Linked DNA regions of Homo sapiens: region 2 is linked to region 1. A link is a loop called in an ENCODE intact Hi-C map of the cell type or tissue named here. Cell type or tissue: CD4-positive, alpha-beta T cell. All regions are shown on one strand. Each heading gives the region's core, and the rest is flanking DNA. Links, peaks and the distances in the headings are about the cores only.

Region 1 (7,969 bases), core at 2,172-6,171:
TTTTCCAAAATTCTTTTAATTTTTTTTTTTTGAGACAGAGTTTCACTCTTGTTGCCCAGGCTGGAGTGCAATGGTGCGATCTCAGCTCACCCCAACCTCTGCCTCTCAGGTTCAAGCGATTCTCCTGCCTCAGCCTCCCAAGTAGCTGGGATTACAGCCATGTGCCACCATGCCTGGCTAATTTTGTATTTTTAGTAGAGATAGGGTTTTTCCATGTTGGTCAGGCTGGTCCCAAACTCCCAACCTCAGGTGATCCGCCCACCTTGGCCCCCACAAAGTGCTGGGATTACAGGCGTGAGCCACCGTGCCCAGCTATTTATTTATTTATTTATTTATTTATTTATTTATTTATTTATTTTTGAGACAGCATCTCGCTTTGTCACCCAGGCTGGAGTGCAGCAGTGGGATCATAGCTCACTGTAGCCTCCACCTCCTGAGCTCAAGCAATCCTCCCACTTCAGCCTCCTGAGTAGCTGGGACCACAGGCATGTACCACCACACCAGGCTAATTTTTTTCTTTTTTATTTTTTTAAGAGATACAATCTCTCTATGTTGCCCAGGCTGGCCTCAAACTCCTAGACTCAAGTAATTTTCCCACCTCAGCTTTCCAAAGTGCTAAGATTATAGGCGTGAGCCACCGCACTCAGCCCAAAACTTTTTTTTAACACTAGTTTTTTTCAAAAATCATTTCCCTAAATAACCCATAGACCAAATTAAGTCACTATTACGAGGGTATCAAAGACATTATGGTAAAGGGACATAAAAGACTTGGCTTTCAAGTGCTGATACCAGTTTGAAACTAAAGAGCCGGCCGGGCGTGGTGGCTCACGCCTGTAATCCCAGCACTTTGGGAGGTTGAGGCGGGCAGATCACAAGTTCAGGAGATCGAGACCATCCTGGCTAACATGGTGAAACCCCATCTCTACTAAAAATAAAAAAATTAGGCAGGCGTGGTGGCAGGCACCTGTAGTCCCAGCTAGTTGGGAGGCTGAGGCAGGAGAACGGCGTGAACCTGGGAGGCGCAGCTTGCAGTGAGCCAAGATTGCGCCACTGCACTCCAGCCTGGGTGACAGAGCGAGACTCCGTCTCAAAAAAAAAAAAAAAAGAAACTAAAGGGCCGAACAACCAGGCCACAGTGGCTCACGACCGTAATCCCAACACTTTGGGAGGCTGAGGCAGGTGGATCACTTGAGGTTAGAAGTTCAAGACCAGCCTGACCAACATGGTAAAACCCCGTCTCTACTAAAAATACAAAAAATTAGCCAGGCACCTGTAATCCCAGTTACTCCAGAGGCTGAGGAAGGAGAATCACCTGAACTTGGGAGGTGGAGGATGCAGTGAGCCGAGATCGCGCCACTGCACTCCAGACTGGGTGACAGAGTGAGACTCTGTCTCAAAACAAAACAAAATAAAACAAAAGTGCTGAACAACTATAGCAAATAAGAAATACATTCACTGCAATTTGTCAAAACTTCATACTTTTTTTCTCTGCTTTTTAATCCTGTCTTTGAAAGCAGTTAGCTAATCAAACCAGTATTCACATATGGGCACCATGAGAAACTATAAAGTGAATAATGATATTTTTATGTTAGTTATATATCTGGGCCATGTTATAGATGTTTGTAAACCCAGCCCTCAAAGAGATGATAAACCAGTGTAAATGTTTTAACTTGAAATGCCAATTTAAGATGCAACTAAATGGAAGTTGTTGACAGATATTTGGGGAACAGAATGGGGGATAGATTGTATTTACTTCTGAGAGGACCATTTTATTGTATTTGCTACATTAGCTAAAGTAAAAAGGAGACTTGGCGGCCGGGTGCGGTGGCTCACGCCTAAAATCCCAGCACATTGGGAGGCTGAGGCGGGCAGATCACCTCAGGTCAGGAGTTCGAGACCAGCCTGACCAATATGGAGAAACCCCATCTCTACTAAAAATACAAAATTAGCCAGCCATGGTGGCACATGCCTGTAATCCCAGCTACTTGGGAGGGTGAGGTAGGAGAATCGCTTGAACCCAGGAGGTGGAGGTTGCGGTGAGCCGAGATTGCGCCATTGCACTCCAGCCTAGGCAACAAGAGCAAAACTCCATCTCAAAAAAAAAAAAAAAAGAAAAGAAAAGAAAAAGAAAAAGACAAAAAAAGGAGGCTTGGCTGCGTGCAGTGGTTCACGCTTGTAATTCCAGCACTGTGGGAGGTTGAAGTGGGTGGATCACTTCAGCCCAGAAGTCATGCAGTGAGCTATGACAGCACCACTACACTCCAGCCTAGGTGACAGAGTGAGACCCTGTCTGAAAAATAAATAAATAAATAAATAAAATTTTAAAAATATATTAGTCTTAAATACTCTTCTTGCAATTCCCCTCCAATTTTGTATACTATTTTTTTAATTTCTCTTTTTCTTTTTTAATTTTTTTTAAATTAATTAATTTATTTATTTTTTGAGACGGAGTCTTGCTCTGTCGCCCAGGCTGGAGTGCAGTGGTGCGATCTTGGCTCACTGCAAGCTCCGCCTCCCAGGTTCACGCCCTTCTTCTGCCTCAGCCTCCCCAGCAGCTGGGACTACAGGCACATGCCACCACGTCCGGCTAATTTTTTTGTATTTTTAGTACAGATGGGGTTTCACCGTGTTAGCCAGGATGGTCTCGATCTCCTGATCTCGTGATCTGCCCACCTCGACCTCCCAAAGCGCTGGGATGACAGGCGTGAGCCACCGTGCCCACCCTTTTTTTTTAAATAGAGATGGGTCTCCCTGTGTCACCCAGGCTGGGCTTGTCTCGGACTACTGGGCTCAAGCGATCTGTCTGCCTTGGCCTCCCAAACTGCTATTACAAGTATGAGCCACCGCACCCAGCCTCTTTTACCTTTTTTTTTTTTTTTTTTTGAGACAGAGTCTTGCTCTGTCACCCAGACTGGAGTGCAGTGGCGCGATCTCGATCTCGGCTCACTGCAACCTTTGCCTCTCAGGTTCAAATGATTCTGGTGCCTCAGCCTCCTTACTAGCTGGGATTACAGGCACACACCACCATGCCTGGCTAATTTTTATATTTTATATTTTTATAAAATTTTAATGTATAAAAATATATAATTTTATATATAATTTTATATATCATTTTTATGTATAAAATATATAATTTTATATATAATTTTTATATATAATTGTTATATATAAAAAATTATAAAAATATATTAAAATTTATAAAATATCTAAATATATATATTTATATGAATATATTTTAATATGTATTTATATATGAATATATATTTATTTTAAATATTTACATATTTTATTTAAATATATTTAGAAATATATTTAAATTAAGTTAAAATATATTTATTTTAAATATTTAAATTTATATTTTATATATATATAAGTATAAATATATAAAATATAAATATATAAATATATAAATATATAAAATATATAAAATATAATATATAAATATATAAAATATATAAATTTGTAAAATATATAAAATTTATAAAATATAAAAATATATATAATTTTTATATATAAAATATATAATTTTGTATTTTATATTTTTATAAAATTTTATAATTTTTATAAAAATTATAGTAGAGATGGGCTTTCACCAAATTCACCAGGGTGGTCTCAAACTCCTGACCTCAAGCAATCCTCCCACCTCGCCCTCCCAAAGTGCTGGGATAACAGGTGTGAGCCACCAGCCCAGCTAGAGCCATTGTGCCTGGCTGCAGCCCCTTTTTTTTTTTTTTGAGGCAGAGTCTCACTCAGTCACCTGGGCTGGAGTGCAATGGTGCAATATCGGCTCACTGCAACCTCCACCTCCCGGGTTCAAGCGATTCTTCTGCCTCAGCCTCCAGAGTAGCTGGGACTACAGGCGTGCGTCACTACGCCCAGGTAATTTTTGTATTTTTAGTAGAGACGGGGTTTCACTATGTTGGCCAGAATGGTCTCGATCTCTTGACCTCGTGATCCGCCCACCTCGGCCTCCCAAAGTGCTGGGATTACAGGCATGAGCCACTGTGCCCGGCCAGGCTCTTTTTCTTTAAGCTCTGTTGGGAAACTTATATTTCTATAACAAAACTTAAGATACTTAGGACCCTCCTGTAAACATGTGGCAGGTAAAGGAAATAAAGTTTGGAGGTCTCTGAAGGTGTATAGAAACAACTATCATTTCAGGCACTAGGTGGAGACAACGGGTTTAAAATATGACTGAAAACATATAAACCAGAAGCAAGCACGTATGTTTGGTCGGCTCTAAGTCACACTGTCCCCATCTCAGGGCAATCACACACTGATAAAAATGGGCGAACCAAAGGGCTCTGCACTCACTGGGGCAGAAGACGGGAGGCAGCCGCGGGCCGAACTCTTCTCTTTCATCTATCTGCATCTTTTGTATCGGGAAGGAAGGTGGCGGCTCCTGGGGTGCTGGCACAAGAGCTGAAAAACAGCGGGGTGTTCATGTCATTCGTCTGCCCCATGTTAATGTCTCTGAGTCTTTCATTCATGTCTTTTGCCACCAGATAACATATGCTTGCCCACACCACTTCACTCCTGCCAGGTGCTAAGGATGCAGCAGTGAACACGCAGACCCCGGTGCTGCCCTTGTGAACTCCAGAGCTGGAAGTCAGTCACACGAGGGCACCTGCAACCAAGGGCAGCAATGGCTGAGGTACAGCGTGCCAAGTGCACCCGTGGGCACGTAGCCTAGCGCCCCTAAGACCTGAAAAGTAGAAATGTGTCCCCAAGAAAGGGCCATCTGAGAAGGAAAATCTTACAAACCATCAGGAATGTAAGACTATGTATGTCCCATCACAGAGAACTGCGGGAGACAAGTTTCACTCAAAATAAATTATCAAAGAAAAAACCTTGAAGATAAATGATCATATTCACGTTAATAATCTTGTTTTTTAAGCAGATTACTATATATTCAGATAGAAGAGATATAAAAATTTTAAAAGTCTGGAAAACTAGCCGGGCACTGGGATTATGCCTGTAATCCCAGCACTTTGGGAGGCTGAGGTGGGCAGATCACCTGAGGTCAGGAGTTAGAGACTAGCCTGGCCAACATGGTGAAACCCCATCTCTACTAAAAATACAAAAATTAGCCAGGGGTGGTGGCACATTCCTGTAGTCCCAGCTACTCAGGAGGCTGAAGTGGGAGGATTGCTTGAGCCCAGGAGGTGGAAGCTGCAGTGAGCCGAAGATTGCGCCACTGTACTCCACCCTGGGGACAGAGCCAGATCCTGTTTCCAAAAAAAAAAAAAAAAAAATTATATACATATAAAAGATTACATATCATTGATTGCTAATCATTCGGGTTTAAGATTATAGAGTAAACAGAGAAGCAGCTGTCCTAGAGTCATTGTCTTCTCCTTTAGATCCCCGAGTCTGAAATACTGACATACCGTGAGCCACAGATGATGTTTCCCCCAAGTCAGTGTCTTGGGAGCTTTGGAAGTTGGCCTCCCCAGAGCCTGCCTGATCATCTTCACTGTCACCTTGCTCATCCTCGGAGGATGAGGACTTTTCATCTGAGGAACTGGCAAAGATGGCCCTGAATAAGTCCATGGATGGGCGGCTCCCTTCTCCTTCAGCCTGTGCGTCCACATCTTTGTTGACGGTCTGTATTGACAGTGAAATAAGAGTCAGGGATACAGAGGCAAGGGTAAAAGGGAGGAGACATTCTAGAATACACTCCCAGACACACATATTTATGTTTATGCTCATGTACATGGGTATCCATAGCCACACACCACCCAACTAAACAGTGATCACTCACATAGCTTCTATTTTTGTGGTGTTTCCGAGTCAACAACTGTACAATGTGCTGATGAGGTCAAAGAAGCAAAACCGGGCCAGGCGTGGTGGCTCACCCCTGTAATTCCAGCACTTTGGGAGGCCTAGGCGGGTGGATCACAAGGTCAGGAGATCGAGACCATCCTGGCCAAAATGGTGAAACCCTGTCTCTACTAAAAGTACAAAAATTAGCTGGGCATGGTGGTGGGCGTCTGTAATCCCAGCTACTAGGATCCCCAAAAATGCAGTAGAGCACTGTGCCTCTGTTCTATTTCCAAACTCAGATTCAGGCAACTTAACAAACCCCAAACAAAATAAACTCAAAAGAATTCACACCCAGATACATCATAATCAAACCGCTAAAATCCAAAGACCAAGTAAAAATCTTGAAAGCAGCTAGGAGAAAAATCACATCATTATGTACAGAGGAATAATAATTTGTTTTGGGGTTTTTTGAGCCAGGGTCTCACTCTGTCACCCAGGCTGGAAAGCAATGGTGCGATCATAGCACACTGCAGTGTTGACCTCCTGGGCTCAAGTGATCCTCCAACCGTAGCCCCTTGAGTAGCTGGGACCACAGGTGCATGCCACCACACCCAACTAGTTTTTTAATTTTTTGTAAAAGATGGGGTCTCACGATGTTGCCCAGGGTAGTCTCAAACTCCTAGCCTCAAACAAGCCCCCTGCCTCAGCCTCCCAAAGTGCTGGGATTATAGATGTGAGCCAACACACCCAGCCTGAGGACAATTTGAATGGTTGAAGATTTCTCATCAGAAATCACGAAACCCCGGAGGAAGTAGCAGTTTAATTTAAAAAAAAATTGGCCATGCGCAGTGGCTCACGCCTGTAATCCCAGCACTTTGGGAGGCCGAGGCGGGTGGATCACGAGGTCAGGAGATCGAGACCATCCTGGCTAACACAGTAAAACCCCGTCTCTACTAAAAATACAAAAAATTAGCCAGGCGTGGTGGCGGGCGCCTGTAGTCCCAGCTACTCGGGAGGCTGAGGCAGGAGAATGGCGTGAACCTGGGAGGTGGAGCTTGCAGTGAGCTGAGATCGCGCCACTGCCCTCCAGCCTGGGTGACAGAGCGAGACTCCGTCTCAAAAAACAAACAAACAAAACAAAACAAAAATTATCAACCCAGAATTCTATATCCAGCAAAAACATCCTTCAGGAATGAAGACAAAATATAAGACATTCTCAGATAATGGCAATTTAAGAGAATCACTTGTTGGAACTGGTCTAAAAGAAATGCTAAAGGAAGTTCCTCAGACAGAAATGATAGGTGAGGGGAACGTGGAACTTCAAGGATGAAGAAAGAGCAACAGAAATAGAAAATATCTGATTAAACAGAGTAGGCTATTGTCTCTGCATCGGTTCTTTTAAAATATGTTTAATGACTAAAAGCAAAAATGATCACCACTGGTTTGATGGCATTTTCATTGTGTGTACATGTAATATGTAAGACAGCATAGAGGGAGGAGAGTAAAAGGACCTACATAGTGCTAAAGCTTCTCTATTCTACTGGAAGTGGTAAAACATTTAATTCTCAGTAGACTGTAAAAAGGTAAGTAGGTATACTATAATCCCTAGAGCAATCACTAAAAAAAAAATACCAAGAGAAAAAAAATAGAAAAATTCAAATGGAATATAAAAATTATTCAAGTAATCCAAAAGAAGGCAGAGAAGGGGAAAAAAAGAAACAAAAAAGAGTGGTAATAAACAGAAAATATAACATCATACACGTAAATCCAAAAATATCCATGATCACATTAAATGCAAATGTCCAATATAAATTATCAAAATGTATTTTAAGAAAGACTCAGTGACACGGTGTTTATAAGAAACCCACTTTAGCCAGGCGCGGTGGCTTATGCCTGTAATCCCAGCACTTTGGGGAGGCTGAGGCGGGCAGATCACCTAAGGTCAAGAGTTTAAGACCAGCCTGACCAACATGGAGAAACCCCGTCTCTACTAAAAATACAAAATTAGCCAGGCATGGTGGTGCCTGCCTGTAATCCCAGCTACTCAGGAGGCTGAGGCAGGGGAATTGCTTGAACCCGGGAGGCAGAGGTTGCGGTGAGCCGAGACAGTGCCATTGTACTCCAGCCTGGGCAAGAAGAGTAAAACTTCATCTCAAAAAAAAAAAAAGAAACCCACTTTAAATATAATGAAACAGATGTGTTA
Region 2 (4,000 bases), core at 1-4,000, 520 kb after region 1:
CATTTCCTGGACATCCAGGGTAAATGCTACCTTTCAAGATTTTTTTTTTTTTTTTTTTTTTGAGACAGAGTCTCGCTCTGTCACCCAGGCTGGAGTGCAGTAGTGTGATCTCAGCTCACTGCCAGCTCTGCCTCCTGGGTTCACGCCATTCTCCTGCCTCAAGTAGCTGCCTCCCACTCTCAAGTAGCTGGGACTACAGGTGCCAGCCACCACGCCCAGCTAATTTTGTTTTTGTATTTTTAGTAGAGAGGGGCTTCACCGTGTTAGCCAGGATGGTCTCCATCTCCTGACCTCGTGATCTGCCCGCCTTGGCCTCCCAAAGTGCTGAGATTACAGGTGTGAGCCACCAAGATTTTTTATTTAGTTAGTTTTTTTGAGACAGAGTCTCACTCTGTCACCCAGGCTGGAGCGCAGTGGTGCAATCTCAGCTCACGCAACCTCTGCCTCCTGGGTTCAAGTTATTCCCCTTCCTCAGCCTCCCGAGTAGCTAGGATTACAGGCACGTGCCACCATGCCTGGCTAATTTTTGTATTTTTAGTAGAGACAGGGTTTCACAATGTTGGCCAGGCTGGTCTCAAACTCCTGACCTCAAGTGATCCGCCCTCCTTGGCCTCCCAAAGTGCTGGAGTTACAGGTGTGAGCCACCGCGCCTGGCCTCAAGATTTTTTTTTAAGTTTGTACGTGTACGGAGGTTGATTATAATTAAAACAGCAGTTGCCGAACAGCAGTGAGACTGAAGTATTTTCTTCTTTTTAAAAAGTTTAGAAGGGGTCCTTGTTCTACTTTTTTTTTTAATTTACAATATGAAATATTATCCAGTGAGGTATGCAATAATGCAATACAATAATATGGATAAACCCATTCACATATCTCGATAACCCTGAGACTGTCTCACCGTAATTGGTTGTGGCTGGGGGAGTTAAGGGAGTTAAGGTTTTATTTTTCTATTTCATGGGGGTTCTCATAATACAGGCTGACTACCCCCTATCTCAAATGCTTGGGACCAGCAGTGTTTTGGGTTTTGGAATATTTGCATTATACTCATTGGTTGAGGATCCAAATCAGGAAATCAGATTCTTCTGAGCATGAAGTCAAAGAGTTCAAAATGTCTCGGATTTTGTAGCTTTTTTTTGAGATGGAGTCTTGCTCTGTCGCCCAGGCTGGAGTGTGGTGGTGCAATCTCGGCTCACTGCAACCTCTGCCTCCTGGGTTCAAGCGAGTCTCCTGCCTCAGCCTCTTGAGTAGCTGGGATTATAGGTGCGTGCCACCACGCCTGGCTAAGTTTTTGTATTTTGGGTAGAGATGGGGTTTCTCCATGTTGCCCAGGCTGGTCTTGAACTCCTGACCTCAAGTGATATGCCCACCTCGGCCTCCCAAACTGCTGGGATTACAGGCATGAGCCACTGCACCCAGCCTGTGGCATTTTAGGCTTTAGATTTTTGGATTGGAGATACTCAACCTGTTATAAATAGGTACTAGCTGTGTTTCTTTAAGCAAATTCAGTGCTTCAGTTTCTAAATTTTGTAAATCTGAGAATAGAAAGATTGTGTCTGTGCTGTAATTTTAAAATAATCTTTACAACTGTTTTTGAAGTTTTTAGATGTTTATCTTTTTATCTACAGGGAACTCAAAACTGTATGATCTACCAGATGAGCCTTTTACAAGACAGTTTTACTTTGTCCACTCAGCTGGTCAGTTTAAGTGAGTATGAAACTCAAGTTGATTTCTGTGCTTTTGCCCCTAGTTTACTCCAAGCTGCACGTAAGCTGCTTCAATTGTAATTGGTTATGGACAAATCTGCACCTACTAATGTCAAAAATGCTGCCACCTTGTGGCCAACCAGAGTGTTTCATGCCACTGTCCCAAATATTTATTTTCGTTTATTTTGGGTTTTAGGGGAAAGACTTCAAGGGAGATTATGGCAAGAGATAGAAGTGTCCCTAATTTAACCGAAGGTTCTTTGCATGAGGTAAGTTATTAAACACTGGCTTTTAATCATATTTTCTAAAGCCCGGCTTTGTCAAAAGTAATCCATGGTAAACACGTCTCCTTGATCGTCATCTTCATTATTCCGTGCGCCGTATGAGTTAGCAGCAGTTAAAACTGGAATTATTTCATGGGACAGTGTAGAGTACAGACTTCACTGATTGTTATAACTAAAAGTACATTTCTGAGCAGAGGAGTGGAAAGTGTTACATGTGTGGGAAACCACAGGTCTTGGTGCTTATAGGAGATGAAACATCCCACATTTCACTATGGTTTTAATCACCAAAGAAAGAAAACGACAGTTTGTATATAGATGGGTAAATGATGTCTCCAAGTATGGTGTACAGTTGCTCAGACAATTCTTTATGTGGCCATCTTCCCACTACATTTTTTTATTTATTTATTTGAGACAGAGTCTTGCTCTGTGGCCCAGGCTGGAGTGCAGTGGCACGATCTCGGCTCACTGCAGTCTCCACCTCCCGGGTTCAAGCATTCTCCCGCCTCAGCCTCCTGAGTAGCTGGGATTACAGGCATGTGCCACTATTCCTGGCTAATTTTTTTGTATTTTTAGTAGAGACGCAGTTTCACCACGTTGGCCAGGCTGGTCTTGAACTCCTGACCTCAAGTGATCTGCCCGCTTTGGCCTCCCAGTGTGCTGGGATTACAAGTGTGAGCCACCGTGCCCGGACCCTACTGCATTTTTAAATCACTCAGAAGCTTGATTGAAAACCTGTGATCGGAGACAGTGATTCTTCTCAGAACCACAGCTTTCCTTGTTGCTGATGAGAATTTATAGCATATGTAGCATAGGCTTGTTGGAACAAATACACAAAAGTTCTAAATTGTTTTAGATAATTAAAATGATTTTAATTAACATGACTAATTTTGATACCATATTTAGTCTTATGTGGTGTTGCTAGGAGACCTGCTGCTTTGTGGGAAAGCCAGAATCGTTGAAATCTGCCTGAGTTCCATCAAGTGCTAGCTTTTCCCTTGCTAGCTGTAGGACTTTAGGCAGGTGGCTTAACTTTGCTGATCCTGTTTCCTCAGGTGTAAAACGGGGATAACAATAGTAGTACATGCCTCCTAGAGTCATAAAGATTGTGAAAACAAGTGAAACATTTACTCTGACACATGTAGTATGCACATGCCATGTTACCACGACAGGGATGTGAGAATTGAAATTATGCCTGTCAAGCACTGAGCACATTATGTGACACTAGGCACTAAGGGGCAGCTGTCACTGTCATGGTTGTGGCTTCCAGTACAGTGAGGACGTCAACGGTTAAAAATGTACTTTTTCTTTAGCCAGGGAGGCAAAGTGTCACACTGAGACAGAATAACCTGCCAGCTCAGAGTGGATCTCATGCTGCTGAGAAAGGCAACAGCGACTGGCCAGAGAGGCCTGGACTGACACAGACTGGCCCTGGACACAGACGGATGCTGCGGAGACACACGGTAGAGGATGCGGTCGTGTCCCAGGGCCCGGAGGCTGCTGGCCCCCTCTCCACTCCCCAAGAGGTTAGTGCTTCCCGGTCCTAACAGGAATGAGGAGTTGTTGAACCCACTGCTAGGAAGCAAGGATGCAACAAGATGATGCTGAGCGTGAACACATCTGAGAACTAAATGTGCTTCCATGAGACTGGCTTGAGAAGTCTTCAGCACCAAGTTCCTGAAAGCTTTTCTGTGGCAGGAAAGAATGCAACAAAAAAGTTAACCACCACCATCTCTCTCCTCTTCAAAGCTAATGAATACAATTGAAACAGACAAAAATTCCAGTAGCATCCAGATCCTTAAGCCAGAGGTGCATGCTTCTTTTTAAGTATGAGGGTTTGTTGGTCACAGTGGGAGAGGTTTCACCACCGCATTCTGACCTCCTCCTCCCAAAAGGTGCTAAACCTCTCTGACCTGTGTACATTCACAAACCACAGCTAGAATTCCTCCACCTAGGATTAAGCTGGAGAGAAGTAAGTAATTTAGGTTTCATGGTACTGTAGAGGCCAGGCTGAAATGT

The links. A loop is a pair of places that touch in the nucleus more often than their neighbours do. Peaks named below come from ENCODE experiments on the same cell type or tissue, not always from the same donor. Only the 100,000 strongest peaks of a DNase experiment are listed, where the experiment ranks them.
Region 2: a loop joins it to region 1, with 4 times the contacts of the local background. A loop is called at or near these places in 6 of 110 quality-filtered maps.

What each region holds. Positions count from the first base shown.
Region 1 is chr19:33,115,463-33,123,431 of GRCh38, reverse strand. It overlaps GPATCH1 (G-patch domain containing 1), which reads right to left. Exons shown (of 20, transcript NM_018025.3): 16 at 5,391-5,607; 17 at 4,315-4,422. Among named protein-coding and RNA genes, the nearest start is that of WDR88, 13 kb to the left of the region's middle. RefSeq lists an enhancer at 4,813-4,982. In CD4-positive, alpha-beta T cell, for the core only: no CTCF peak of the experiment used is centred there; a DNase peak (open chromatin) is centred at 4,181.
Region 2 is chr19:32,597,673-32,601,672 of GRCh38, reverse strand. It overlaps ANKRD27 (ankyrin repeat domain 27), which reads left to right. Exons shown (of 29, transcript NM_032139.3): 27 at 1,623-1,701; 28 at 1,897-1,969; 29 at 3,295-4,000. The coding sequence ends at 3,528. Among named protein-coding and RNA genes, the nearest start is that of SNORA68B, 8.8 kb to the left of the region's middle. In CD4-positive, alpha-beta T cell, for the core only: CTCF peaks have their summits at 1,643 and 1,844 (motif pointing left); a DNase peak (open chromatin) is centred at 1,812.